Linked DNA regions of Mus musculus: all the other regions are linked to region 3. A link is a loop called in an ENCODE intact Hi-C map of the cell type or tissue named here. Cell type or tissue: heart. All regions are shown on one strand. Each heading gives the region's core, and the rest is flanking DNA. Links, peaks and the distances in the headings are about the cores only. Region 1 overlaps Gm11515 (a long non-coding RNA gene). Region 2 overlaps Gm11515 (a long non-coding RNA gene). Region 3 holds the start of Dlx3 (distal-less homeobox 3).

Region 1 (10,047 bases), core at 794-8,793, 110 kb before region 3:
TTCTCCCTTCTGTACAAAGATGGTAGAGGCAGTGTCTTCCTCTCAGGTTGGCTTGGAGGAGTGAGTTCATGATTCCCTAGACACTGGGCTGAGAGCAATGCTTGGGTACACACCAGTGCTGTGTGAGTTTGGACTAGTCCTGCTGCCTCATAGATGCCCCTCCATCTCCCTTCCTCACTACCTCCCCCATCCTCCTTGAGAAACAAGCAACCTGCCTCAAGTAAGGGCATGGCCTGTGGCCTGAGCTCACAGGGACCTGCATTGCTTGTATGCTGCTCTAATGTCACAGCTGCCTCCTGTCACTCTAGCTAGGGTTGGCAGGTCCCTGGTGGGTAAGAGGGACATGGATCAGAAGGAAGCCACACAGAAGTCTGAAAAAGCAATGTGACCTGGTGGACTACTTGCGTCTTCTTGCTTGCTGATGCCTGGGTATGGCTGAGGATGTAGCCAGAGACATTCAGCTTGAGAGAGTCCTCTGGGGACTGGCAGCATGGGCGAGCATGAGAGGGCTTAGGGGGATGGGCTGGTGAGGGCCAGCCTGGAAGGAGCAGAGATGTAAGATGTAGAAGCCAAGGGGTTTGGTAACCCAGGCAGGCCTTGTATCTGAGGCGATCCTCCTGCCTCAGCGTTCTGAGCGATGGGCATGCAGGAGTGTGTCTCTGCACCCCCCAACCCCCGCGTGTTTTCCCTCTGATAGTTGTTTCAGCCCAGTGCCTGGGCACAGAGGCTCTGAGTAACTCTCTCTCCACAAGCTGAGCTTAAGGCATATGGTCTGTGGTTTCTGCCAGTGTGCAGCTCCTAGAGACGGGACAGCGAGGAGTCTAATGGAGGCAGTGGGTGGAGACATCAGAGGACGTAGAGGGGGGACTCCAGTTAGCGCTCGGAGGATTCTACCGATGTACCTTGCCCTTTCGAGTGCCAGCACAGACTGGATCAGGGCAAGGGAGTTGCACTTCCTAGGGGCTTGGGAAATGTTTCTTTTTCCTTTAAGTGGATCGTCACTAACAATTATCCAGTGAAAGAGGCCCATGAAAAGTTCTAGGGATATCCCTTACACACTGTGCCTCCCACGAGCCACTAGCAGAAACACCCATCACCGGTTTTTTTTGCACCTTAGACTCTTTTGGTGCCAACAGATTTGATGTCAGTCCAAGCTGAAGGCTAAGCTTTGCCACTTATGAGGGGTGTGACTTGGGCCCATCCCCGAATCCCTGTGCCTCTGTTTCCTCACCTGTGAAATGGGGCTAATAGCACTTGCCTCATAGCGTTATTTGGAAAGTAGCCAGAAGGGTGCCTGGGCATAGAAACTGCTTTGTAGATGTTTGTGACATATGATAAAGAAATAAACACTTCAGAGCAATAATGTCTGTGATATCATGGTTTGGCATACACACGCCAATGCAGAGAGCTAAGGGTGAGGACATAACTCAGTTGATAGAGCATTTGCTAGCCTGCACCCAGACCTGGGTTCCTTTCCTTGAACCACACAAACGGGCTGTGGTGGAATATACCTGAGACTCCAGCAGCCAGGATGTGGAAGGAAGAGGATCAGAAGTTCAAAGTCACCCTCATCTATTGAGGAAGATAGAGGGTAGCCTAGGCAACCTGACTGAAAAAAAAAAAAAGTTTTTTGTTTTTTTTAATATAAAGAGAACTATCAACAAGGTTATACCCAAAGATACCTTCCACACTGTGCACCTCCAGCAACTGGCCCAGATGAACCTCCTGCAGTCTATCTTCCTGCTTCAGTCTCCTGGGTGCTGGAGGTACAAGCATGCACCACCATACCAGGCGTATGTTTCTAGGTCCCCTGGAGCCAGGATTTTCTGTAAGCTTCTGCTGAGGTCAGCATCGCTGCTGCTAGAATCACTGACCCATACAAAGCATCTGTGCGGGTGGCATCTTCAGTCTGCCCCAGGAGCCGCTGCTCTAGTGACCCTGACACGGTGGCCATTCCCACAAAAGCTCTGTGAGCTGAACCCAGACAAGAGGAGAGTCTGGAAATGGAGACCAGGATTGGGAGATTCCAGCCTATGCACCCTGCCTGCCATTCATCCCGTGGTTTGATCGGTTCAGGACCCCCATTTGCAGGCAGCGTAGCCAAGAGAGCTGAGAAACCCCCATAGGAGTGAGGTTTCCCCATAGAGCTCCCAGGAAGGATGCTGTCAGTAAAAGAGAAGTTGCCAGAGAGCCTGTACGATTCTCATTACACAGTACTGAGTGTCCAGCACCCCTAAGCTCTGCACAGAGGCAGGGATTCACAAGGAGGCACAACTGCAGCAGGACAGAGACACCAGAGACTTCCTACCAGACCCACAGCTGAGGGGGACGTCCTAGGGGTAGCTAGTGACAGAGTTTTCTGGCATTGTGGGTTTAAGACAGGATGGCAGGGTTGGAAAGGGGACAGCTGGACTGTTGTCCTCTGCTGGAAGCCTGGTGTCTACATCCCAAGAGAGTACGTGTGTGTGTGTGTGTGTGTGTGTGTGTGTGTGTGTGTGTGTGTGTGAGCCTCTATTGCCATGATCCAGTGTTTATGGGAGGAGGGAGAGAAGAAGAGGTCTCCATCCCAGTAGTTCTTCCTGGGACAGAGCTATCTTCCCCCACCCCACCCACCCCCACCTCTTGGGTTCCTGAGGTCTTGGAGCACCTCCCTCCACCCTGTAGAGTCATTGCCTCAAGGCTGAGGTATGGATCCCAAGGCTCTGCCACCATTTCAGCTCAGACTGTCCTCCTCGGCCTTCCTCCTACATGCAACCCAAGGGTCCCTTGGAAGACTTGCTGAACAGTACTGTTCTAACCACACCAGCAAGCCAGCAGTGGAGAAGGGCTGGGTGGTGAGGATTTCTTGGGGCCAGGGACCTGAGCAAGCCTGGCTCCCATCAGATAGGCAGCCTGGGCATGTCCCCGTTGACAGCTGTTGTGAGGGACAACCCTGGATGATGACTGAGTTCCAGACCAGGATACACATGGGACATCTGTTTTCCCATCCTGGCTGAGAAGGGCCCTGTGGCACCCAGTGTCCCATCAAGCTATCTGTGAAAGCTCTGGACTGTCCCTCATACCTCTACCAAAGGCACAGGTTGTGGCAGCCTCTCTCATTCCATGAAGAACTCCAGCTACTCTGTTGGAGAAAGGATTTGGGTCAGACAGCAGGAGGAATTTCCCAGGTCACAGCAGTTCATGACCCCTATTAAATGCTCGGATCCCAGCGTGGAATGCTTTCAGTACCCTCCTTCCTGCAGGCTTTGTAGGGTCAGACTGCTGGGTGGCGTGTGACAGTGTGTTCAGGGAATGAGACAGGACATAATTCTCAGGTCACAGATGATTTTGGGAAGAGCCAGGCAGTGATGGCACACACTTTTAATCCCAGCACTTGGGAGGCAGAGGCAGGCAGATCTCTGAGTTCAAGGCCAGCCTGGTCTACAAAGTGAGTTCCAGGACAGCCAGGGATACACAGAGAAATCCTGTCTCAAAAAAACAAAACAAACCAGAGATGCTGGGGTAAGGTATCCATAGTGGTACATTCCCAGCAGTCTTGAGGTAGAGGCAGGAAGATCAAGACTTCCAGGGTATCCTTGGCTACATAGCAAGGATAAGGCTACCTCGAACTACATCCGATGCTGTCTCAAACAGGGAAACAGAGGTTGAGCAGGGAAGGGCTTCACAGGGAAGCCTTCCATGGTGATGGGAGAGGGGCTTAGTCAGGCTCGAGTAGACTATATCAGTAGCTTCAACAGACACCTGAAGGTCACCCAGTTAGCCCTTAGGGGTCATATAGGAGGTCAACCCAGGTATGCTCTTGCCTCAGATTCAGTGTTCCACTACTTCACTAGAAGGCATCCCCTGGAGTTAGAACCCCTAGGCTTGAATCTCAGCACCTCCCCTCTCCTATCTTGGGCAACTGAGCTTGATTTCCTCATCTATAAGACAAGAATGATGTCTTCCTAAGGATGGACCTCCTGTTAGGCCCTCACAGCGCTTGGCTCAGAAATGCTGTTCGGTGGGCACCAGTTGTAGTCGATCACAATCCCCTAAGAAGTTCTTTCAGCTGTCTGCCCTCTATCTCACCTATGATCAGATGTCATCTTTTAGTTTACACTGGGAAGCAGGACGAGTAGATATGTTAGTCCCTTCCAGCTCAAAGCTGGCTCTGCATTCCCCCTTGCTCCCTCCCTGACACCCACCCACCCACCAGGCCTGCACGGTGAGATAATGTCTAAGAGATACTCCGAGTGACTTGGAGGAAGAGGCCAGACAGTGAGTGACCAGAGGTGATTATCTGGGGTGACTAAGGCGGGTGGTTTCCCTCCCCCCAGCCTGAGCAGAGGGAGAGACATATGAGGCAGTCTGCAGTGGGGTTGCTCCTTAGAGAGGGTTCGACCTGGGGAAGTGACCTCGGGGTGGAGGTGAGACTGGACACTCTGTTCCAGGTAGATTTTTCACAGAAAGCAAACACAAGAAGACACAATGCATCCTGTATGAAGGAGATTGGAGGCAGGGGCCTGGGCCAAATAGACTCTCCAGCCTTTGCTTTCTATTTTTTGGATGGCGCTCTGAACTTCATCCCTGTCCTTTATAGCCTGGGATTAGCTCAATTCTGGGATCTCGGGGCAGGCTGCCTTGTCCTAGCTGGCCCTGGCCATCTTTACCTGAAGATGCGGGTGAGGGCTAGGCTCCGCCCTCCAGGCCCCGCCCCCTGGCCGCCCCGCCCCCTGGCAGTCCGCATGCAGTTTCCGCTCTGGCCTCTGGGTGCCGCTCGATGGCTGCGGTTGGTCCATCGCCCCCCTCAGCTGATCCTCACCTTCTTTCGACCTTTTTCCAGTCCTCCCGCGCTGCCACCCCGCAGCGGCTGCTTGCATTTAGGGAAAGAGAAACGGCCACCCCTACGAAGTATTTTCACAAACATCTCATTTGATCCTTTTGTTGTTAGTGAGCTGACTCTCCGAGGCATGGAGAGGCCAAGTGGCCTCCCTCAGATCTACAGAAGAGGGAGAGGATCTTAGGAATTGAGTCAGCTGGGGGCGGGTGGCAGGAAGGGGGTCTCAGATGCCTGCTCTGGTTGTATGGGGTCCCAAGGAGAAGGAAAAGAGGCCATGCAGCCTTGGGCAAGGCCCTGCTCCGCTCTTTCCCAAAAATAGATCTCCCTTCCGAGGGCGGTCTAAGGAAATCCCATTTAGAAAACAAATCCTAAAAAGAAACTGCGCATATCCAGGCAGTTAAGGGCAGGTTGGGTGAAGGACCCTATTTGTTTGCAACCCATAGTCCCAGATGCAGGGTTCCTGTTCTTCTGTCCCTGGGGAGGTCCCGCACAGACCCTTTCCTGAGGCAGTGATGAAAGAAGGGGAGAAGGAGGCTTAAAGCCTGGCAGCCATAGACCGAAGTGGTTGGGAGGCAGCTCTACACACCCGGCGGGCACGCGCGGGCACACACACACACACACACACACACACACCTGTCCATGAGACAAGAAGAATGTCCCAGAAGTCATTGCTTCCTTCCTGTTGCTTTAAGAGTCAGGCAAGGTCTTCCCTGACCTGCCTCAGCTCCTCCCATCTACCCCTAAATTATATACATGTATATTTTAACAAAATATTTTGGGACATAGGGTGTATCTCAGTGGTAGGCCTTGAGTTCAGCTCCCCAGGGCCTGAGGAGAAGACGGAGATGATTTCATTCAAGAAGTTATGGGCTGAGCCTGGTGGCTCAGGCCTGCAATCCCAGTTACTCAGGGGCTGGGGTGGGACACTCATGAATCCAAGACCTGTTTGGGCTTCAGAGTGAGTGCCAGGACAGTCAGGGCAAGGTAGGGAGACAGATTCAGCCTCAACAATTTTATTTTATTTTATTTTTGGTTTTTTGAGGCACGGTTTCTCTGTATAGCTCTGGCTGTCCTGGAACTCACTGTGTAGACCAGGCTGGCTTCGAACTCAGAAATCTGCTTGCCTCTGCCTCCCGAGTGCTGGGATTAAAGGTGTGCGCCATCACGCCCAGCTTATTTTATTTTTTTAATGATTTATTTATTTTATGTATGTGAGTACACTGTAGCTGTACGGATGGTCATGAGCCTTCATGTGATTGTTGGGAATTGAATTTTAGGACCTCTGCTCACTCCGGTCAACCCTGCTTGCTCAGTCCCTGTTCACTCTGGTCCACATAAGTACACTGTAACTATCTTCTGACACACCAGAAGAAGGCATTAGATCTCATTACAGGTGACTGTGAGCCACCATGTGGTTTCTGGGATTTGAACTCAGGACTTTCAGAAGAGCAGTCAGTGCTCTTATCCACTGAGCCATCTCGCCAGCCCAGCTTCAACAATTTTAAATGGGGCTGGAGAGATGGTTCAGTGGTTGGAGCACTGGCTGCTTTCCCAGTTAATGTCTGCTCAGTTCCAGCAGCCACATGGAGGCTCACACCTTCTATAATGCCAGTCTCAGGGGACTCAACGCAGCCCCAGGAAAGGGTCTGCGAAGAATCCCCAGGGACAGGAAGAGAGCAGGGACCCTGAATCTGGGACTATGGGCAGCAAACAACAGGGTCATTTACTCAACCTGCCCTCCACGGACACTGCCCTTATGCTCACATGGCGCACAGAGATGCATGTGGACAAAACACCCATACACAGAAAGCTTGGTTTTGTTTGGTTTTGGTTTTTCGAGACAGGGTTTCTCTGTGTAGCCCTGGCTGTCCTGGAACTCACTTTGTAAACCAGGCTGTCCTGCAACTCACAGAGATCTGCCTGCCTCTGCCTCCCAAGTGCTGGGATTAAAGATTTCAGCCAACACCACCCAGTTTAGATAAAATGTTTTTTTAATCAGTATTTATTTAAAGGGCTGGAAAGATGGCTCAGTGGTTAAAAGCACTTACTGAGGGCTGGAGAGATGGCTCAGCTAAGAACACTGGCTGGCCTTCCAGAGGTTCTGAGTTCAATTCCCAGCAACCATATGGTCCCAACCAACCATCTATAATGGGATCTAATGCAGGTGTGTATGCAGAAAGAGAGAGAGAGAGAGAGTGTGTGTGTGTGTGTGTGTGTGTGTGTGTGTGTGTGTGACAAACCTATTCATCTTAGCAGATAGCTCCTAAGTCCTGAGCTGGGTCTGTACGCACAAAGCCAGTTCTCACACGGGGCCACTGCGAGCCTGCTGTTGTGTGGCTGTACTCTGTCCACATTGGCCTCTCTCATCAGCAAGCATCCTGGACACTAATGTTCTACCCTCGTAGGTACCACTGGGACACAGAGTCCCCTGGAGTCTCACACCGCCATGTTGCATGCTCTGCCTCGCTGGCATGGTGTAGCCGGGCCAGCGGGTGTACATCTGATCCCTTGCTTCCTCCCACAGAGTCCCCTGGAGTCTCACACCGCCATGTTGCATGCTCTGCCTCGCTGGCATGGTATAGCCCGGCCAGCGGGTGTACATCTGATCCCTTGCTTCCTCCCACAGAGTCCCCTGGAGTCTCACACCGCCATGTTGCATGCTCTGCCTCGCTGGCATGGTGTAGCCGGGCCAGCGGGTGTACATCTGATCCCTTGCTTCCTCCCGATGAGGCACTCTGTCTTCTCTCCAACCCTAGGACGGGAAGGTTAGAAAGTTCTTTCTCTGGTCCGACCCAAACCCAGATCCCCCAGATCTGGGTCCCCACCTTTGAATGACAGCTGGCTGTGCCCTGAGGGAGATCCTTTACTGCTACGCCTTGGTATTGTATGTGCTTGGATTAAGTGATCATTCCTCTCCTTGGAGGACAATTCTTGCAGAAAGGGGAGAATGTTCTGGAAAGAACCCAGGAAACTCGGGATAATCAACACGGGGCTTCTTTTCTGAAAGCTAGGGGTGGTGGAACCAGGGCCACTTCCTGCCTCCCAGGTCCCAGCGTTTGAGAAAGACAAGGCCTCTGAGCTCGGGCAGGACATTTTGAAGCACTTCTCAGAGTCATCCAAAGCTTACTCTCAGGTATTAGGGGACAGTGGCTTCTGCAAATGTCTGAGGGGGAGGGGCAGGCAGAACTTGGGAAAAAAAAAAAAACCCAGCTGTCCCTTCTTCCTTAGTGGCCTTTGTCACCAGCTGGCTCCACCACCTGCCCAGCATGAGGTTTGAAAACTGTGGATATCACTTGTATGTGCCTGTCTCTACACTCAGCAGGTAGCTCAGAATTAAAGGTCATCGGGGGTCAGCATTAACCCTTTGGGGTTTACCCAGCCCAGTAGGGCTGTGGCTGCTCAGCTAGTACCCATAACGGGGTACATTCCCATAAATACCCAACTGTTTCCTCCAGGATGCTGCAGTTTTGCTCCTGGTCTTTGCCCCCAGAACACTGTCCCCATCCTGAAGCAAAGCCACACTGGAAGCATGCTGCATTGTGTGGTGTTCCTGGGGCAGTCAGGGGGCCTGTCGCACAGTCTATGATAAGGCATCCTGAGGAAAATCACTATTAGAAATACACTCAAAGCGGCCGGAGACGGCTCAGTGGTTAACAACACCTGCTTATGCTGAAGACTGGCTTCAGTTACCAGCACTCACATGGCCTGGTCATATCCATGTCTAACTCCAGTTCAGGGGGGGGGGAGTCTAACACTTTCTTTGGGCTTCTGTGGGCACCATGATACACACATATATGCACATGATACACATATATACATGTAGGCAAAACATTCATACACATAGAATAAATTTGTTTTGTTTTGTCTTTTGTTTTTCAAGACAAAGTTTCTCCGTGTAGTTCTGGCTGTCTTGGAACTTGCTCTGTAGACCAACCAAGCTGGTGAACTCTATTGCTTCTAGTGCTGAGATTGAAGGTGTGTGCATGCCACCACTGTCTGATTTCTGTTTTGGGGGAGGAGGGGTGTTATTTTGTTTGTTTGTTTTAAAAGAAATACACATTCAGGCTGAGTGTGGCACACGTCTTTAATCTCAGCACTCAGGAGGCAGAGGCAGGTGGAGCTCTGTGAGTTCAAGGCCAGCCTGATCTACAGACGGAGCACCAGGACACAGAAACCTCGAAAAACCAAAAACCAAACAAACAAAACAAACAAAAAAAAACCCAAAAGCAAAAACCCCCAAAGCAAAACCAAACAAACAACACCCCCACACACACCAAAGAAAAACCCAGAAAACAAACTATTGAAGGCTGGGTCTGGTGAGCTCAGGGGGTGTTTACCTAGCACTCATGAGGCCTTGAATTCTCTGGTAACACTCAGGAGGCTCGCGCTTGTCATTTCAGCACTTTCCGGGAGGATAGCCTCTGGCACAGCACACAATGCTCAGTGGACCCACAGGAAGTGTTAGCAAGTGGGTACCAGCGGCAAGCCTGGCCGGGCACAGCCCTTATCCAGCTCCTGGAGGGAGGACTGGGGGTTCAAGGTCTGTTTGGGCAGCTTAAGACTCTGCTCAGAACAAAAAAGGATAAGAGGGCTGGAGAAGGAGTTTAGTAGGCCGATATTTGACTAAGGACATGCAGGGCCCTGGGTCTCAACTCCAGCCCTTAAAAACACACCAGGGAAGGTATGTTCGTGCTCAGGCACTTGCTGTGGGGCTCTTCCCTTCTCAAGGCACAGAGCTGGAGATCAGAGCTTGCAGAAGCTTCTGCGTATGGCTGGCCTTGGGAAATAACTCGCGCACACACACATACACTCACACACACATACACTCACACACATACACACATACACTCACACACACATATATTCACACACACATTCACACACACACTCACACACACATACACACATACACTCACATACACATACACTCACACACACACTCACACACACACATACACTCACACACACATACACTCACTCACACACACACATACATTCACACACACATACACTCACACACTCACACACACATACACTCACACACTTACACACATACACTCACACACACACTCATACACACACATACAATTGCGTGCGCTCACTGAGGAGCTTCCCACATCGTTTAGAAGCAGCAGTGGACTGGGCGATGCAGAGACAGGCAGATCTCTGCGAGTTCTAGACCAGCCTGATCTTTAAAGCAAGTTCCAGGACAACCAGGCCTACACAGA
Region 2 (10,047 bases), core at 626-8,625, 130 kb before region 3:
GGCACTGGGATGATGATGGGGAAATATGGCTCAAGGAGTAAGGATGCCTGGGTGCGCTTCTGGACAGTGTGGCGCTGAGATGCCTGGACTGCCCAGGAGGAGGCACTGGGCTCAAGGAGCAAGGGTGGTGCTGGAGCTGTTAGAGAACACCAAGAACCCTCAAAATGTCTGGGGAGATGGCTCAGTGTGAGGACCTGAGCAAAAACCCAAGAACCCACATAAAAGCCACGTGGGATAGCATGAGTCTGTAGTCCCACCGTCCTAAGGGTAGACAGGAGACTTACGAGGGAGGTTTGAAGATGGATAGCCTGGCATGCCCCTGCCTCAAACGGGGTGAAAGGCAAGAGCTGATGCCTGAGGCTGACCTCTGACCTCTGTGAAGAACATGTGCATGGGGATCAGGGGACAACACCCAGAGAAATGTGAATGAACAGACTAGAGATGAAGAGTGTGGGGTACTACAACCCAGCGAAGTGGGTCGATTGGAGAACATCCAGCAATTAGGAGGGAAAAAAAAGACTAAGCATATAGTAGGCTGTCTATAAGGTGATCCCATCCGCTTAGTAACACGAAAAACATGTCCATTTATAAACGGATACATGCAGATGCCAGGACAGTGTCAAACACTTTGCAGAATTGGGGTTCAGTCTGGGAAGCAGTTGATGTATGGGAAGGGGAGCAGGAAAGAGACAGATCTGGGACCGGGGGAGACACAGGGTGCCTTCATTTCTCTCTGTAAAGGGTTGGTTTTTGTTCTTTAAATTTTTACATGCATTTGTTTGTTGTTTGTTTGTCTATGTGTTTTGTTTATGAGGTAGGGACATGCCCATGTGTGTGGTCAGGGGACAACCGAGGGAGTTCATTCTCTCCCTCCATCCCGTGAACCCCAGGGGTTGAACTCAGGTTGTTACAGTTGGCTACAGGCAGAGTCATTCCACCAGCCCAAGTTCTGGTGTTTTAACCTGGGGTGTGGCTCTGGTTTTGCACACTTCGGTGTGCCTTGTGCAATGAGTAAATTCTGGGAAAGAGACCGCAGTGGAAGTCTGAGAACCTTGGAGGAGTGTTTCAACTGCGGCTGGGGTCGAGTGCTGCTTGCCTGGCATGCCTGAGGCCATGGGTTCAATCCCCAGCACCGAGCAGGGGGGTGGGCGGGATGAGACTTAAGGGAGTGTCAGTTACCTCACTAACCAGCTGGAGAGGTAGTTAGCCCTGAGGCAGGGGGATGACCATGCTGAATTCTGCAGGAGTCAGTGAGTCTCCAGTGCCCAGGGGCTGGTGGGCAAGGATAGTGTTGAGACATGAAGATTTGAGGAGGCTAAAGTCAAGCCCTGTTGCCTGGGCATAGAGAGTGGGTGATGCCCGCTCTTGGCAGCAGTAAGGTAAAGGATGCGGTGCCAAGCTGGGCAGAGGGGCTGCCAGGGTAGAAGATCAGAGGAGCGGATGGGGGTGCCGGGGCACTGTCAGGGCTTGAAGCAGGAGGCTGACGGGGGTGGAGTGTGGGGGATCAGCAAAGCTCGGGGGAGGCCAAGAGGAAGTGGGCATTGCCAAGCCTGTGGTGGGAAGCAGTTGGTGCCAGCTCGGGGCTGAGGGGCAGAGGGTAGGGGTGAGTACCCTGAGCCTGGTCTCCCCTGGGTCTCCCTTAGCCGGCCAGTTTTGCTACTACCATATTGTATCCTGAAGTCTCAAGGACAGAAGACCTTTGTACAGAAAAGGACAACCATGCCCAGGGGTGGAGAGATTGTCCTAGGTCAGGCCACCCTGTGAGTCTGGTGACAAGACCTGGACCAGTGCTGCCTCGGTGTTTGGATCTGTGCAAACCCTATAGGTTGCATAGTGGGGTGAAGGGACCATGGGAGGGGCTCCTTTCTGATCTAGTGCCAAAACCCTGCTTGTGGAGGAACAAGGCCCAAATGTTTCCAAACAGCAGACATAAGGCCACAAACACAACCTAGCAAATGTTCTGGCCCAACAGAGGGGTGGACCTTGTGATTCTCGGTGTCAGGGAAGGTGGCAGGGATTCCCACAGAATCTGAAGCAAAGAGTTACATGCCTATAAACCCAACAGAGTTTATTTATGCCAGGCGGTGGTGGCACATGCCTGTAATCCCAGCACTTGGGAGGCAGAGGCAGGCAGATTTCTGAGCTCGAGGCCAGCCAGGCCAGCCTGGTCTACAGAGTGAGTTCCAGGACAGTCAGGACTGCACAGAGAAACCCTGTCTCGAAAAAAACAAAAACAACAACAAAACCAAAAAAGGTTATTTATTTGTTTGTTTTTGAGACAGGGTCTCCATATGTATAGTCCTGACTGTCCTGGAACTTTCTACACAGACCCAGCTGACCTCAAACTCACAGAAATCCACCTGCCTCTGCCTCCAAAGTTCTGGGATTGAAGACATGTGCTATTATGCCCACTTTAAGGAATTATTTTCAGAGATGAGTGTTAATCCAAGCACTCAGAAACATAAATTTGAGGCCAGGCCAGGCTGTATGTAACAATAACCAACAAAACAAGACAAACAAACAAACAAACAAACAAAAGCAGACAGTTGCTTGGGTGCTCAGTTGATGGAGAGTATTTTCCTAAGCAAATATCAAGCCCTTGCTTTGATTCCTTGTAGCACAAAAAACAGGCCTGGAGGTGCCCATCTGCAGCCCTAGCAGTCAGGAAGTAGAGGTGGAAAGTTCAAGGTCATCCTTGGCTACATAGTGAATTTGAGGCTAGCCTGGGGTACATGAAATCTTTTTTTTTTCAAAGTTTAAAAAAAATTAGAAAACAAAGACTACTTAAAGAAGACTCCTTTGTATTTTTATTTTATGTGTATTGATGTGTTACCTGCACGTGCGTATATTTTATATACCATGTGTGTATACTGCCCACTGAAACCAGAAGAGGGTGTCAGGACTTCTGGAACTGGAGTCATGGATGGTTGTAGGCTGCCATGTGGATGCTGGGAATTGAACTCGGGTCCTCTGGAAGAACAGCCTGTGCTCTTAACCACTGAGCCATCTCTCCAGCCCCAGAAGAGTGTCTTTTTTAATAGGAACCAAATACCCCATGATGCCAGGGCAGGCTTTGAAAGGCAAAACACATTGAGACAATGACTGTGGTAAGTGAGGTTGACCATATTACTCAGGCCGTCCCACGGGAGCCAGGACTTGGGTCTTCAAGATCCCTGTGGCCCCCTGCACCTGCCTTGGGACTGAGCTAAGGGCTTCTCTCAGGTTTTGTCCACTGTAGCCCCAGGAGCAGAAACTAGAGGTCAGTTGGGATGTGCCCCCTGGAAGACTTGGAGCTCCTCTTTGCTTTACAATATAATGGAATAAGATCCAGGGAAAAGTCACATCACCCTCAGATTCCATTCAGGTCAGAAGTATGTTTGCGGCCTGTAACTGCAGGCGTTTGGTGGCATTGCAGGATGGCGCTGGCTTAAGCTAGTTTTCCCCCAGGGGACTGAGAGCAGTCCTGTGAAGGACACTCAGGGGGACAAGCCTGGCTGGAGACAGATGGAGCAGTTTTGACTGCCCTGGTGTCCCCTGACCAGAGGAGGAGCCAGCAATGGCTTGAACCTTGTACCCTCTCCACCCACCCTCTCTTTGGCCCAGAGGTGCCTGACTGCTTTGAAAGGGCGGGGTGCACCGTGGCTGCTGGGGGCTGCAGGACAAGACCCATTTAGCCTCAGCAGTCATCTGACCCCCATGACTCAGGCCTGGCCCTGCCCATGGAAGGCACAGGGCCAGTCTGAGCTCATCTCCACTGCCCGGAGCAGAAGTGGTAAACAAGTTCACCTTCCACCTCCCACCCCAGTGAGGAAGCCGGGAACAGAATGAAACAAGCCCCCCCGCCCCAAGACACTGCACCACCCAGGTGCGTGCCATGGGTGCCCCTGGACTAGTCAGTGTGTGCTAGGCTCTTGTATTAGCGACCTTTGATGTCACATATCCATGGGGTGCCCACAGCAAACCTTTGAGGGCTGGAAGATGACCGGGGCTCCTGGAGAGACTAAGACTAGGCAGCCGAAGACACATGAAACCCAGTCTAGGACTGGTGGTCACCTTGAATACCTTGTTTTACCTGAATCAGCCCGCACTTGTATGCTCTGGGCCCTTTGTGGCCTCTAGGAGCCTTTCCACAGGAAAATATTCATGGTCTATTGCTCCAGCTTGCCTGGCCCACAGCGACGTGGTGGGAACTGTTGTTGTCTTCCACAGCATCTGCCTCTCGCTGGGGCTTCCAGCTCCTCTGCCTTTCCTCTCCTCCCTTTCCCCGCTCTTTCCTGCTTTTCTGGGCTTCTACTTTTCAGAGCTCTCCTTCTCCCTCAATCTAGGTGACCGTCATTGCCATTGGTGGCCACCAGATGGCACCAGCGCATCATGTGTTCTGTCACTGCGGCCGCACCAGCACCCGACCCCGGGAGGGCTCACCATTCTTAGCTTCTCACCCTGCCCCAGCCCCTTTGAAGCTTCTGACACCTGGTCAGGATATAGCTGAAGACATGAGCTCCCAGCTCCCGGGCCAAGGGCTCTGCTGACTCTCTTGAGACTCCTGTCAAGAAATCAAGAACACTCATTCCACAGAGCTCCAGCTCTGAGGGGTCTTTCTCACATATCTACTAAAGGAACACAACTCAGAGAAATGAAGGTGGGACAGTCAGTATCGGTTTTGTGGAAGGGACTCAAATCTAAGCCTTGTGGGTTCCAAAGCCCTGGGGATTTCTTTTTTTTTTTTTTTTTTTTTTTTTTTTGGTTTTTCGAGACAGGGTTTCTCTGTGTAGCCCTGGCTGTCCTGGAACTCACTTTGTAGACCAGGCTGGCCTCGAACTCAGAAATCCGCCTGCCTCTGCCTCCCGAGTGCTGGGATTAAAGGCGTGTGCCACCACGCCCGGCGTCCCTGGGGATTTCTGAGTGTAGGGTTCCCTGATCAGATCTCTCACATGCTGACTCTGCCATTGCCCCTTCCACGGGCACGTTGGCTTTCCTTCAAATCTGCCTCGAGATGGGCTGTGATCATGCTGTTCTGGATGCTGCAGAATTCAGGAACCTGGGTATCAGCTGGCACTTCTGCTGCTCTCAGCCCATCTCTGTAGCTGGAGCTGGCAACTGTTCTCTAGGAGTCCCTGATGGTGTGATGGGCAAGCTGGGGAAAGGTGTCTAGGCAGGCTTCCTGGAGGAGGCAGGCATCAGGACAGGACAGGTGAGGGCAGTGTGCTATGCAGCACTCTGTAAGGAGTGCTGTGTCCTTCAGATGTGTATGGGAAGCAGAGGAGGCCTGGCTGCCACAGCCCTGGAGTCAGGCTCAGTTCCCTCCTCACCCTGCCCCCAACCCCTCACTCTCTGTCCCACTGGGAGGCCCTGTGGACTGGGGAACAGAAGACAAGGCTGGAGTCCTACCCTGGGCCTGAACTGTACCCTGAACAGGCTGTGGCAGTACCCAGGAGGAGCCAGAGAGTAGCCACCATCCCCCATTCAGGGTCCCTCTGTAATTACAGCTATTTTTAGGCCCCTCTTCCTTCCTATTTCAGGCCTCTGGACTAGGCTTGAGAGTGGGCTGTCCTGGGGCAGCGGCCTGGAGCCGCTAAAGTAAGACGAGGCGTGGGAGATCCAGCCACAGCGCTGACCACAGGTGGGCGGAGTCCTGGTCCAGGGAGCTCAAGACGTGGCCAGAGCAGAGCTGGCGGAGGAGGCGTGTCTTGGCCCATGGACCCCTCACCGATCTGCACCATATTGGCCCATCCCTCTACTTTCAACACTGCTGGTCTAAACGGTTAACCCTGGCCTCAGTTTTCCAGTCTAATAAGATTGGGTACCCATTATCTTCGGGACTGTGGCCTTGGGTTGGCACAGAGTGGTCACAGTAACAATCACTAATTCATGTGTATGTATGTGTGTGTGTGTGTGTGTGTGTGTGTGTGTGCGTGCTGGTGTGCATATTGATGGACCCATGCAGAGCCCATAGGTCAACATCTTCCTCTATTGATCTCTACCTTCCAAAAACAAAACAAAATAAAACAAAATAAGAAAACAACAACAAACCAACCAACCAGAGTTTCACTGTGTAACCTCAGCTTGCCTGGAATTTATTATATAGACACCTACCTCTCTCTTGAGACTAGCATCAAAGATGAGCATGCCTGCTCCATGTAACCCTTTAAAAAATATTTTTAAGTTGGCTTTTACTGTGAGGTGTGTGTGTGTGTGTGTGTGTGTGATGTAGGTGTCTGAGTGCAGGTGCATGCATGTATGTGTGTGGGGGGCAGGTGTCTGATTGCAGGTGTGTGCACTTATGTGTGAACATCACGGGACAGCTTCCAGCGTCAGTTTTCCCCTCTCACACTGGGCCCATGGGGCCGATTGCAGGTCTTGCAAGGCTGACATGTTTATCTGCTGAGCTAGCTCCCCGGCCTCACCTTACTTTTCAGACAGAGTCTCTTACTGAACCTGGAACTCAGTGAGATTCAGACTGTCCCCCAAGATCCTACTGCCCCAGCCTCCCAGCCTGAGAATACCAGAGCATGCTGCCATACCCAGACTTTTGGGTAGGTGTTGGAGACCCAAACTCAGGTTCTCATGTTTATACAGCCAGCTTCTCCGTTCTGAGCCATCTCCCCAGTCCCTATGACCAGAGTTTATTGAGCACTTACTGTGTGCCAGATGCTGTCCCAGCCTTTGACCTATATTAATTCACTGTTGACAACATTCTGAGGTCAGGATTATTTTATTCCTATTTTACAGATAGGAAAACTGAGTCTCTCAAGTGTTTCATTGCCATGGGCTGGGCTTGGTCTCACATGATTTACTCTCTCATCCCTGTCTTTGATGGTGTTGGAGGAAGAAAGGTATCCATCCAGACATTAGTTTCTTCCTGGTCTACTTCCAGACTCAGTTCCTTGGGTCTGGGGCTATTAGGCATGGCATGGTCTGTCTGTCTGTCCAGTCATGGCCCAAGGCCTGTCCTGCAGGAGGAAGGGTGAGTCTTGCCCAGCTGGTTCCAGTTAGGCTCCAGAAAGCAGGCAAGGGGTATATTTAGCCCTGGTTTCTCAAGGAGCCAGAGATCTTTCATCCTTGGAGACGCCGGCCACAGTGGGACTGGCCTTGCCACAGCTGGGCCCCTGGGCTGCAGGGCGGGCAGGCTTCGGGGCAGGGAGGGAAGGGTCCAGTGTGAACTGGCCTCTCTCTGACACCAGGAGGTGATGACAAATGCCCATGTCAACTGGGGCAACTGAGCTTGACTCTGATGGTCCCAATCTGTCCCTAGAAGTTGAGGGCTCCTGAAGACACTGGAAGCAACATCAGCACCCGATACCTGTTCCTCCAGCTCAGATGCAGTCTGTCTTAGGTTTTCCCCATGGAGGGCTTATTCTGTATCTAGTCCTGACCAAAGCATCAAGGGCCCATCTTTCATCAGGAGAGGTAGGCAGACGATAGAGCTTGGGACCTAGAGAGAGGTAGCCTTCTTCTTCCTTTACTTATTTTTAAAGATTTTATTTGTGTGTGTGTGTGTGTGTGTGTGTGTGTGTGTGTGTGTGTGTATTTTATGAGTGCACTACCTGAGGAGACCAGAAGAGGGCATCAGAACCTACAGAGCTGGAGTTACCAAGGTTTGGGAGCTACTGAACCTGGGTGCTGGGAATCAAGCTCAGGTCTTCTGGAAGAGCAGGAAGTGCTCTTAACTGAGCCATCTTCCCAGGCCCTATTTATTAATTTTGAGAGTCTCATGTAGCCTAGGATGGTCTTCTGCCCCACTTCCTGTTTGCTAGGACCCTGGGCATGTGGCAATGTACCCCATTTATGCAGTGCTGGGGATCAAACCCGAGGCTCAGTCCATATTAAGCAAGCACTGTACTGACTGAGTTACACCCTGCCCCCTTTCCATTCTTTCCTACGAGACTCCCTGATGCGTTTGAAGTTCATATTTGCAACTGGTGGGAGGGTTGGGGGCAGGTAGATACAGACAACAGAAAGAGAGGCCATAATGTGCAGCCTATGCTGGCTCTGTGGGAGGTGCTGGTGTTTCCTGGGCACCCTCTCTGGGCCCCTGGGCATCGTGGTGCCGTGTTGCTATGGAGGACTATGTTGCTGGGTGTGTGGTGACCCCCAGGTGACTGTGGCATTGCTCAATGTGGATAGTTATGATGGTGGGGACTCTAGTGTGGTGCTTCTGGGGGCTCCTGGGGAGTGTGGTGGCAGAGGCCAGATGAGCTGCTTTAAACAGCACCACTGTGTGTTTGCCTCTATGTGAGACTGTAAACACATGGGTTGTTGGTTGGTTTAGACCTGTGTGTGTGAGTGTGTGTGTGTGTGTGTGAGTGTTGACTCTGAACATGACTGGATATGGGACGGCAGTGTCCTACTAGCCACCCACGCCTTCCCACTGCACACAAGGCCTGATCCCAGCTGAAGTTCATGCCCCATTGCCCTTCCGGGGACCCCCACCCGAAAGCCACAGGGCCACGGGTCTGTGATAGGGAACCCTACTAGCTGGAAGCCTCTGTCTCTCCTCTAATCCTCTCACCCCCACTCCTTCCAAACCCATCCTCCACAAGGCAGGCTTCTACCTGCCCTGGGGCGGAGGCTGGGAGAGAAAGAGGAGCCGGCAGCCTGCCCGCCTGCCCGCCGCCCTCTGTCGTCTCCCCTAGCAGACAAAGAGCTCACCCTGGTCTCTGTGGGCGTCTGGGAGACGCTGGGGGGATTAGCTCTCCGCGCCGCCCTCTCCCCATCTCATGCCAGCCCACCCAGCTGGCACCAACACCTCAAGCCCAGGGGTGGTGCCCTTGCCACAGCCTCTGCATTAGTGTGGATTTGTGTGTGTGTGTTTATATGAGAGTGTGTATGTGTGTGTGTGCATTTGTGTGAGTGTGTGTGTGTATAAGAATGTGTATGTGTGTGTATTTGTGTGAGTTTGTGTATGTACGTGTGTGTTTGTATGAGTGTATGAGTGTGTGTGTGTTTGTATGAGAGTGTGTATGAGTGTGTGTATATGTGTGTGTGTTTGTATGAGTGTGTGTGTGTAAAAGAGTGTGTATGAGTCTGTGTGTATTTGTGTGAGTTTGTGTGTGTGTTTGTATGAGTGTGTGTATGTGTGTTTGTATGAGTGTGTGTGTGTGTGTGTGTTTCGCAGGCTGCAGTGAGGTGGGTTTCACCTTTTCTGCCTGGCCTGGGTTAGGTCTCGCTTCAGTTTCTCCTCTGCTTGGCAGTTTAGAGGTGCCCCAGTTGGTATCCAATGCCCACCTCATGCGTGTGATTTTTCTCTTGAGACAGGGAGGGTCTCCTGTAGTCTAGACCGGCCTCAAACTTGTCTGGTAGCCAAGAATGATTCTGAACTTCTGATTTTCTTCCTTTTGGCTTCCCAGTGCTGGGACTGCAAATGCATGCGTCCGCGCTCAGTTTATGTGATCGTGGGGATCGAACCCAGCCAGGCTTGTGCACGCTAAGTATTCCGCAAATTCCCCAGCCACTTTAGTTGGTATCCATGGTTTCAAACCTCCCGTTAACCCATTTGTGTTCCTTCCCTTCTGTTAATGGCAACACAACAGTCTCCCCCGTTCCTTGTCTTCAAAGGAGAGAGCAGGATCGACTGTGAGCAGGAGGAGCTCTCTAGAGGGGTGCAGCTCCAGAGGGTGCTTTGGGGTGCATTGGAGGTTGGTGTCTGATGGCACTGGGAACTGCATTGGGAGTAGGGTTGGGGTGGCACCGGGTGTTCTTTGGGGCTGGCATTAGGTGTGACATTGGTGTGACAAGCTGTTCCTTGTGCTTCTGGAGAGCACCCTTGTGGTTTGTCCTCCGTCTGGAAATGTGAAGTGATGGTTGGGGTGACAGCCTTCATGACTTTTAGACCTACATCTTAGCATCTTCTTTGTACTGGGCAAAACTAGAGATGGTCCACCAAGCCCTTCTGTGCATTCTCTTGAGGGTTTCTGCAGCAGGAGCCTCCATTGCACAAGTATTTCAAGCAAGGCTCTGAGCGTTAAGAGACTTCCCCAAAGTTACTGAGCTGAGAGACTGCAGCAGCACCTGCCCCGTGACCCAGGACCTCACTTCAGATGCCTCAGC
Region 3 (10,047 bases), core at 705-8,704:
GAGTTCCTGCAGCGAGCTGCCGGGCAGGGGCAGGGCAAAGGGGTGCTTCATGGGCCAGCCAGGCTCAGGGGTACCTAGGGAATCCCAGATCCCTCCTGAGACCCTGGAGCGTTCAGTACCAACCTGTGTTTGTGTGAGGCCCAGCTGTGCAGCTAGCTCGGCGCGCTCAGGCAAGGCCAGATACTGGGCTTTCTGGAAACGGCGCTGCAGGGCAGCCAGCTGATAGCTGGAGTAGATCGTTCGCGGCTTTCGGACCTTTTTGGGCTTGCCGTTCACCATGCGAACCTCGGCTTCCGGCTCCTCTTTCACCGACACTGTAGGGGAAAAACACCAGTTTAGTCTCAGCCTGCGACCACCGCGTTCTCCAAGATTTCCCACCGTCGGACGCCGCACCCTCCGGCCCACTGATCTCCCCGGGACTTCTTGGAGGAGCGTAGTGCCGCCCGCGCCCGGGGAGGAACCGCAGCGACCCAGCCGGACCGGCGGCCGCCCACGACGCGGCGCTCCCAGCTCGGCACCCGGGGCCTCGGAGCGCCGACTCCGGCGCCAGCAACCGACTGGGCGAGGACCGCGCGGCTCGCTCACGACGCCTTCCCGGCTCAGCCACTCTTCTCTGGTGACCCACCTAGCCGCGGTGGCGTCTCCCACTTCTTGTCCCCCCTCCTCCCCATCTCCTTTTAATACGCTTTCTAGTTCAGGATCATTTGTTTCAGGAAAAAATTTGCAAGGACAGTACAAGCGTTTTCTCTGTCTCTTTTCCCTTTCTCTCTGTTTTCTTTTTCTTCCTTCCCTCTTCTTTCCTCCTTTTTCTTTCTTTCCTCCCCGCCCTTTCTTCATTTCCTCTGTTGCTTTCTGCTGTGCGCTTTATCTTACCGCCCCCCCCACATTTCTTTCTCGCCGTCCCCACTTCTCTCTCCGCATCTCTACTTCCCAGTCTCTCCTCCATTTCTGGGACTTCTTTGGGTCTTTCTCCACAAGCCTTTCACTACTCCGGGTTTCCCCTGACGGCATCCAAAAGAAGGGCCCTGGAACCTCCAGTCCTCGCTGACTCCCCTCCAGCTCTCGGCGACCGTCTTTCGTCTCCGGCTCAAGTGCCAGCGGGATGGCAGCATTGAAGGCCCCCATGATCACTCAGAAGGAGCTCCCGGTGGCTCCAGCTGCCCTGGAATCTCCAAGAGACCGCGGCGCACAGTGCGCGCCTCTTCGGAGTGTCGTTCACCCCTCTGGAGGTCATCTAACCCGGTCTCCTCTAATCTCCAACGCTTCCATTTCTTAACCTCGAGTTTCCCTAGATTTCAGCTCCTATTCCCAGACTTCCTCTTGCTTGGGAACCTTAGAGTCCCTCGCACCCTCTCCACAACCCGGGCATCCTCACCTGGGTCCTGGGCAGGCAAAGGCTGCTCCCGGTACGCTCCGTACTGCCTATAGGATCCCCCGTAGGTATATTCCGACTTGGGCGAGTAAGCGCCGGTGCCTGCGAGCCCATTGAGATTGAACTGGTGGTGGTAGGTGTAGGGGTTCACCGTCTGGCCGTAGGGCTGGCCCGAGTAGTAGTCATGCTGAGGAGCGCTGTAATAGCCCAGGTCAGTGACTGTAGATTCGGGCAGGGTGGGCGAGTCCTTGGAGCCCGCATGGCAGCTGAGCGAGCTGGAGATGTCGGTGAGGATGCTGCTGAGCTTGCGATCGAAGGAGCCGCTCATGCTGGCGAGCGCCGCAACACCCCGGGCCTCCTCCGAGGAGCGCCGAACGGGCGGAGGAGCCCAGGTGGGGGTGTGTGTCCAGAGGGCGAGGGCAGGACGCGGTCGCGTCTGGGGGAGGGGGTGGCCGAGGGGCGCTTAGACCATCGCCGGCTGTCGGTCAGTCGCTGCGTGCCTCTCTCCGCGTCCCAAGCCACAGTCAAATGCTGCCAGCTCCGCCCGGCCAGCCGGTTATAGACTCAATGTTGGAGTCGCCGAGGGAGGCTCCTGCGCGCTGATTGGCTGCAAGTCTTGCCTTCGAGGCAAAACACGCTCGCGCTTTCTCACTGGCTCCCCCAACCCTCTCAACCCTCTTTGTTGTTACCCCTAATACACACACACACACACACACACACACACACACACACACACACACTCCCCCCAGCGCCACTGTGTTCCTCCTATGCTCTACCTCCGATAAATCCCCCAAATGTGCGGAGGGGTTGGCTGTGCGGAGCCCCCAGGATCTACTAATCGGTCTGTTTTAGTGGCCAGGGGTGGGCTTAGGTGAGATGAGGAAGGAGGGGAATTTACCCATTGGGTGTTTGTGGAAGGAGGTGGTCCTTAATGATGTATGTGTGGTCTATGCAAATGACAGACAGAAAGTGGCAAAGACCCAGGGTCCATGAAAATATTTTGATCACTTTTAAAATTGGAAAAAAAGGTTGGACTATATAAATATATTATATTTTTGTTTTGTTTTGTTTTGTTTTTTGTTGTTTTTTTTCGAGACAGGGTTTCTCCGTATGGCCCTGGCTTAATATGTTATCTTAATGACACTGCAGATGTGAAATATAAAATTTTAAATTCTGAAGGAAGAGTCTCACCAAGCAAGAACACCTTGGGCCTGCAAGTCCCTACTGGAGCAAGGCTGTATGGATTTAGGGGCTGCTTTAGAAGACAGAGGTACCCCCAGCTATATGTGTGCCCTTTCATGAATGGAAGAGCCACGAGGCAGTCAGTCCCTATGAGGCTGGCTTTCTGTGTTCTTCAGGAAGTCTGGAGGCAGGGTCCACTCAGTCTGGGACAGCTCTTAGGAGCACAGACTTTGTTAGGGGTGAAAGATCTATGTTACATCTTCCGCAAAATACACAAAATACAGTGTGTGCAAGAGTGCCCGTGAGAACCTGTGTGCATGAGAGTGTGTCTCTGTATGTAGTGTGAGGCAGTGGAAGTGTAGGGTCCTGAATGACCGACCTGTGAGCTGGGTATGCCCAAATGTGCATAGATACATGCTCAGATCCATCTATCTCCAATAGACAGGAGCCATGTACTTCACTCAATTTCTTCTGTCCATGGAGGCCCCAATGAAGATGTTTCTCACCTTGGAGCAATCTCCAACCCCCCTAGTCTTGTCTGGCTCTCAAAGTCCAGTTCCCGGGTAATATTTACTGTTCTGGGTGCCAATCTCATTTCTCTATTGCATCTCCACTTCTGCTCCCAAACCTATCCTTGGAGGAAGGAGGCTTCTCCCAATTTTAATTCTTATTTCCCCCTCCATCCCCAGGCCTTCCCTACACACCTCGAACCTTCTATTTCCCCTGCCTTTGCCTAGCCAGGACACAGTGCCAGCGCACCACCTCGTGGTTTTCCGGAGTTCTGCAACTTGCCTTAAGGCTGCATTAAGGAGGAGGTAAGCAGGCAGACAGGAAAGGGGTCTCATTCTGCTTAGATTGTTTAGGGGCCGCAGTCAAATGTTTCGATGTTAAACTCAGACACAGGATGCTGAACCTGGAAAAACGTAGAGTTGGCTGGGCAGAGGACCTAGGTCGGGGAGCAGTGACAGGAGTAGGTGACCGCCTGGCCTGGGCCGCCCCAGGAGGCCGCCGCGTGGGAAAGGTGGGGGCGGGGGCGGGAGAGGGGAACGCTATCTGTCTGTCTATCTGAGCGTCCCCCCAGCTCCTATCGCCCGCCGCTGCGAGCTCGTGGCGGGACGAGTTGCCACCCGCTCTGGATGCCCTCTGTTCTTCTGCCAAGAGGGCGCCCAAGGAGCCCGGGGCGTTGGGGGCAGGAAGGGCATTGGGCTGCCGGTTCCCCTCCCAGGATGCAAGCGGGGGCGGCGGGGAGGGCCTGTTTTGGAGCCCCCAGCTGCCCACAGGGAAGGGACAGCGTCGGGCAAACCCTGTCTCGGGAGTTCGTTCATTCATTCATTTGGAGTAGCAGGTGATTCGGAGACGCCCCAGTCTCTCCTCACCCTACCTGGGCCTGGCTGGGTTGAGCACAGGAGCCTTGGGGTAATAGTGAGTTATTTTAGGGTAATTTCCAAGGTCTGTTGTGCTCTAGAAGCGGACTGAAATCACAACAGTAACGTAAAGAAACATTTAAGGCCGGGCATGGCAGCGTATGCCTTTAACACTAGTACTCGGGAGGCAAAGGGAAGTGGATGTCTGTGTGTTCGAGGCCAACCTGGTCTACAGAGCTAGTTCTAGGATAGCTAAGGTTACACAAAGAAACCCTGTCTCGGAGAAGGGGGTGGGGGAAGAATTATTTAAAAATTGTTTGTGTGACTAACACTTTGTTGCACAGTGTGCTGGAGACTGCCTACCCCATTCACCATAATCCTTCAGATACCTAAGATAGTCTTTGGGAAATGTTTGTTGAGTGACTAAATAAGAGGACCTGAATTCCCTTGACCCAGAGGCCAGGCTGAGGCTGAGGCACAGTTGATGGAAGGCCTGAAGCAGGCACAGGACTCATTCTCAATGGAAATGAGTTCAGAGTTGTTCCTGAAGGGTCCCTACGACCAGCAGGAAGCTCCCTTCCACCAACAGCTGGGTGAGAGCTGGGTGGAGAGGCAGCCAGAAGATGCAGCAGGACTGGTGTCACCCACTGGACCTCATCTGGTCCAGCAAGATGAGCAAGTGTCAGCTAGCCAGAGTCCTGCTCCTGAAGGAGGGGTGAAGCAAGGCAGCTGGTGACCTCTAGGAGGCTGGCAAGAGTGAAGGACGCTGGTTGGTGTCCAGGTCAAGGTCTGTTGCACGGAGAAGAGGTGCCTGCTGATGGCCCTGGTCCTTGGAGACAAGGTGTCAGGCCGAGTGGGCACTGTTCATAAGGAACCAGCAGAGGGATGACGCTCAGGAAAAGAATGGAACCAGGAGTGTAGGCAGGCTTGCTTTCTTCCTTGCCTGGGGAACTGGCGCCATCTAGTGGCCATAAGAAGGTCATGTCTGACTCTCCGGAAGGCTGGAAATCAGCCTCTTGTAGCAAACAGTTTAATGGTCCCCATAACTCTTTGGTTTCCAGCTCCTTCTCTGTTCTCCCATCTATGTTTGGTCAGTGACTTCTCTTTTTGGTTTTTCTGCTTTCAAGTTAAAAGAGCAGTTTACACATATCTTTCCAGAGTCTCATTCAGGCACAGTGTTGGTAGAGCCTCTGTGGTGTGTCCATGTCTTGGGTGCTGATGAGCTGATCTTCAAGACAGCCATAATGTCCTCTTCATGGGGCCCAACTTCCATCATGGGACGTGGGCACTCTGAGGACTGGTTTCACTATGGTGTGGTGGGTGATGGGGTGGGGGTTGTATGTGCTGCCATGGTAGAGGCCAGACCTTTCATAGGCCAGAGGGCATCTGAAGCAAGACCTGCAGGAAGTGTGGCGTTTGGTCTATAAAAACAGGGCTGTTGGGTGGGTAGGGGAGTCAGGGGGAGTGTATGGGGGACTTTTGGGATAGCATTGGAAATGTAAATGAGGAAAATACCTAATTAAAAAAAACCAGGGCTGTTGGCAAAGAGTGGTTCTTGGTTGCTGGAAAAGGCTGTGCAAAGTCTTGTGGAGCTGCCTAGAGCTTAGTATGGGGGTGTCAGTGGTAGGGAGGCCCTAAAAGTGAGGCAAGGGGCTCAGAAATCAGTCCTGGAAGTGGAATAGCAGGACCATGAACTGTACTCATAGGCTGCAGAGAACCATTAAAGTTTTAATGCACACCTTTAATCCCAGCACTTGGGAGACAGAGGCAGGCAGATTTCTGAGTTCAAGACCAGCCTGGACTACATAGTGAGTTCGAGGCCAGCCAGAGCTACACAGAGAAACCCTATCTCAAAAAAATAAATAAATAAAAATAAAGAAAGAAAGAAAGAAGGAAGGAAGGAAAGAAGGAAAGAAAGAAGGAAGGAAGGAAGGAAGGAAAGAAAGAAAGAAAGAAAGAAAGAAAAGAAAAGAAAAGAAAAGAAAAGAAAAGAAAAGAAAAGAAAAGAAAAGAAAAGAAAAGAAAAGAAAAAAGTTTTAACCGGGTTGGAGAGATAATTTAGTGGTTAAGAGCACTGACTGCTCTTCCCGGGGTCCTGATTTCAATTCCCAGCAACCACATGGTGATTCACAACCATCTGTAATGGGATCCGATGCCCTCTTCTGGTGTGTCTGAAGACAGGTACATTAGTGTACTCATATACATAAAATAAATAAATAATTCTTTTTTTTTTAAAGTTTTAATCATGAAAGAACAGGGTGGGATTTTCATTCTAGAAGCACCCCTGGCTGTTCTGTGAACAAACAATTGCCAAGACTGAAGGCTAGAGACCTCGGCACTGGTTCAAGCCAGAAGAAAGTGTGGTCTGGGCTAAAAGGCAGTGGGGCAGAAAGAATGAAAGATGGCGGCTGCCGGGTCACGGGGTTTGGAGATGCACGGTGTGAATGGTGGGGAGAGAGGAACGGGGAAATGGTCTACAGTCTTCTGATGTGGACAGATGAGGGGAAGGTGGACACATTCTATGAACACACAAACCCCAGAAAGAGGGGCTGCATGGCTGGGAAGAGGATGCAGCCAGTTTGCTGCAAGCGTGTGCACCTGCAGACAAGTGCTTATCCTGACCCACAAGACTGCATGAGCCAGAGTTGTACACTCAGCACCCAGACCGAACAAAGCCACACCCCCAGCGCCCAGAAGTCATGCGGGCAAACACCATCTTGATCAATGTCAACTGAACAAACGGATCAGATTGTCCTATGTTTGTTTTTTTGTTGTTGTTTGGTTGGTTGGTTTGGTTTTTTTGAGCCAGGGTTTCTCTGTGTAGCCCTGGCTGGCCTCGAACTCACAAAACCGCCTGCCTCTGCCTTCCAAGTGCTGGGATTAAAGACGTGCGCCACCACTGCCCGGCATATGTTTGGTTTTTAAGACTCACTTCCTTTACCTTAGGTATCTGAGCATTTTTGCCTGCATGTGTGCCTGAGACCCAGGGAGGTCAAAAAAGGTCATTGGATGCCCTGGGTTGGAGTTATGAGTTAAGAGTTGTGAGCCAACATGTGGGTGCCGGGAACTGAGCCCAGGTCCTCCGCAAGAGCAAGTGTGTTCTTAGCAGCTGAGCCATCATCCCAACTCTTTTTTAGCTTTTAGGTAAATGAAAGTATACAGTATATACTCTTTTGTCTTTGACTCTGTCTCCTCCTCCTCCTCCTCCTCCTCCTCTTCCTTTTCCTCCTCCTCTCCCTCCTCTTCCTCCTCTGCCTCTTCCTCCTCTCCCTCCTCCTCCTCCCCCTCCTCCTCTTCCTCTTCCTCCTACTCTCTCTCCTCTCCCTCTTCTCCCTCCTCCTCCTCCTCCTCTCCCTCTTCCTCCTACTCTCTCTCCTCTCCCTCTTCTCCCTCCTCCTCCTCCTCCTCCTCTCCCTCTTCCTCCTACTCTCTCTCCTCTCCCTCTTCTCCCTCCTCCTCCTCCTCCTCCTCCTCCTCCTCCTCCTCCTCCTCCTCCTCCTCCTCCTCCTCATTCTCTTCCTTGGCAGCACTGGGATGGCCGCATGGATGTTGAATGCATGCTGTACCACTGAGCTACTAGCTCTCCTAGCTCCGCCTGGTATTTTTTTTTTTAACTCAACACTGTATCGTAAGATACATGCATGATGTGGAGTATATTGGCACATTGTGTGCAAGCCTCTTGTCATAGACTACATCACCGTGCATTTATCTGCTCTACAGTTGACGGGAATTTGGGTAGCTTCCAGTCTGAGGTGATCCTAAGTCTCGCTGAGAGGCGTCTTCTTGCACCTGTCTTTCGGTGCACGTGTGTTTCGTGCCGGAGGGCGGAATGTGGCATGTGTATGGGTGACGGTGGAGGATCCTGCCAAGCAGTTAGTTCTCTTAAGTGGAGTCTGAGCATCATTGAGACACCTAGGGAGGTCTGTCCAGCAGCCGTCGGTCGGCAACATGTCACATGGCTCTGAAAAATCAATCAGCAACCAGGCATGGGGTAGTGGGGCATGCCTTTAGTCCCAGTGCTTGGAAGTTATAGGCAGGTGGATGTCTGTGAGTTCAAGGTCAGCCTAGTCCATAATGAGTTCCAGTACTGCATAGAGAGGCCATGTCTCAACAACAATGGAAAAGGAAGAAAAAGAAGAGGAAGAGGAAGGAGGGGGGGAGGAAGGAAGGAAGGAAGGAAAGAAGGAAGGAAGGAAGAAAGGAAGGAAGGGTTAGGAAGGAAAACTTGGAGTCTGGCATTTTGCTGCAGTAGAGTCTCTGGCATAGATGAACGTCTTGGAGGGAAGAAGAGTGTACAGCAACAAGGAAAATGGCAACTGAGAGTGGTCAGGGGTGAGAGGCAGTACAAAGGGCCCTGAGTGGTGGTGGTGGTGGTGGTGGTGGTGGTGGTGGTGGTAGCTCTGAAGGAGAACTTCAAAGAGGAGGGTGTGGCCAGTGAGCTCAAAGGTAGCTATGTGGCCTAGTTGGGTCAACAGGAGGATGCCATCTCCTTGGAGTCCTGGAGTCGGTTGGAGATGTGGGAGGAGCTGGGGATGGGGGCCAAGGCTGAGGGGAGAGTGGGAGGGAGGGAAGCCCAGGGCAAGTGCAGGCAGCTCAGAAGGTCGTGGGGGCTGGAGAGGGCAAAGAGGGCTGAAGACAGGGATACTGGCATGCTGGGAGCAGGAGTGTGAGTGTTTGAAATGGGAGCAAGCCTGTTTTGATGTTGGTTGGAACCGGTGCCCTCCCTGAGGAGGTAGGCGGGTGGGCGGGAAGAATCTGGAACCCCACCAAAGAGGTGATCACTCGTGTTGAGTCAGGAAGGAAGATTGAATGATAAGAGGCAGCTCTTGCTCTGCTCAACAAACTAGAGTTCACTCACTAATCGCTAGGAGTCCTGGCATGGGTGCCCTTGTTTCTGCCTTTTGACAGAGGGGCAGAGAGGACACGTAAATGGTGAATTCAAGATTTGAGCCCTGTCTTTGTCCTCCTCCTCCTCCTCCTCCTCTTCCTCCTCCTCCTTTGAGACAGGGTCTTGCTGTGCAGCTCAGGGTGATATAGAAATCACCAACTGCCCCACCCCCCATAGAAATCACCAACTGCCCCCCCCCCCCCGCACCCCCGGAACACTGGGATTGCCGGCTAGGGCAGGAAATCTTAACTTACTCTGGGGCCAAGGCAGGTAGGCCTTCTGGTTTGGCCAAAGGTTACGTGGAAACTGACCATGTGGGTATTTGCTAAGCCAACCCTTGAGCATTTCCGTATGTTCAGAACATCTTAGGGTTACAGGGATTGTTCAAGCTGTTTGGGTCTTTCCCCTCAGTACATATGTGGTGTGAGGGTAAAGTGAAGCTATCGAGAGAGAACTGGTGGAGCCCGAGGCACAGGGAGAGTGATCAGGAAGTCTAAAGGGAATCTGCAGCCAAGGGGACCAGAAAGAACTGACTGTGCACAGGAAATGCCTTAGTGTGCCGGTGCACTTTCTGGGGTGGGGGGAGCTAGGCTCCTGGCTGCAGTGGGTAGGGGATTGGCCTTGAAAGTCAGGGAGAGGCAGGGGTTGTTTAAGAATCCATGTTGAGTGGGGAGGGAAAGGAGGAGTGGAGTGACCTGGCTGACAAAAGGAGGAAAAGTTATAGGTCGGAAGGCCTGAGGTCAGAGGTCAGAGGCTGCAAGAGGAGAATTAGAGGGGTTATACCTGTCAGAACCATTAAACCCAAGCACTAGGCTGGAGAGATGGCTCAGCGGTTAAGAGCACTGACTGTTCTTCCGAAGTTCCTGAGTTCAAATTTCAGCAACCACATGGTGGCTCACAACCATCCAACCATAATGAGATCTGACGCCCTCTTCTGGTGCGTCTGAAGTCAGCTACAGTGTACTTATGTATAATAATAAATAAATCTTTGGGCCAGAGCAAGCAACCGTCATTTCCAGCAACCACATGAAGGTCCACAGCCATCAGTACAGCTACAGTTTACTCATATACATTAAATAAATAAATAAATAAATCTTAAAAAAAATAAAACAAAACCAAAACACCAAGTACTAACCATACTAAATACTGGAGGAGGGAGTGGGGTAATAGAAACTGTCATTCATTCGTGGAGGGCAGGGGAATTTGAGATGCAATGTGCAGATTCTTTTTTTTTTTTTAAG

Evidence for each region. Hi-C counts contacts between places; a loop is a spot of excess contacts. Peaks named below come from ENCODE experiments on the same cell type or tissue, not always from the same donor. Only the 100,000 strongest peaks of a DNase experiment are listed, where the experiment ranks them.
Region 1: it touches region 3 in a loop (5-fold over the local background); 36 of 42 quality-filtered maps call a loop at or near these places.
Region 2: it touches region 3 in a loop (11-fold over the local background); 28 of 42 quality-filtered maps call a loop at or near these places.

The regions. Positions count from the first base shown.
Region 1 is chr11:95,226,839-95,236,885 of GRCm38, reverse strand. The region is part of intron 1 of Gm11515 (a long non-coding RNA gene); the gene reads left to right. Among named protein-coding and RNA genes, the nearest start is that of Gm11515, 28 kb to the left of the region's middle. In heart, for the core only: a CTCF peak has its summit at 4,742; a DNase peak (open chromatin) is centred at 4,735; H3K4me3 peaks cover 673 bases; H3K27ac peaks cover 354 bases; H3K27me3 peaks cover 2,564 bases.
Region 2 is chr11:95,245,823-95,255,869 of GRCm38, reverse strand. All of the region lies in intron 1 of Gm11515 (a long non-coding RNA gene), which reads left to right. Among named protein-coding and RNA genes, the nearest start is that of Gm11515, 9.1 kb to the left of the region's middle. In heart, for the core only: a CTCF peak has its summit at 4,348 (motif pointing right); DNase peaks (open chromatin) are centred at 3,529, 4,369 and 5,489; H3K4me3 peaks cover 442 bases; H3K27ac peaks cover 1,696 bases; H3K27me3 peaks cover 1,185 bases.
Region 3 is chr11:95,111,975-95,122,021 of GRCm38, reverse strand. Dlx3 (distal-less homeobox 3) reads right to left here and starts at 1,905. Exons shown (of 3, transcript NM_010055.4): 1 at 1,376-1,905; 2 at 124-314. The coding sequence starts at 1,700. In heart, for the core only: CTCF peaks have their summits at 3,322, 4,672 and 4,873 (motif pointing left); DNase peaks (open chromatin) are centred at 3,351 and 4,771; H3K4me3 peaks cover 1,889 bases; H3K27ac peaks cover 655 bases; H3K27me3 peaks cover 4,564 bases.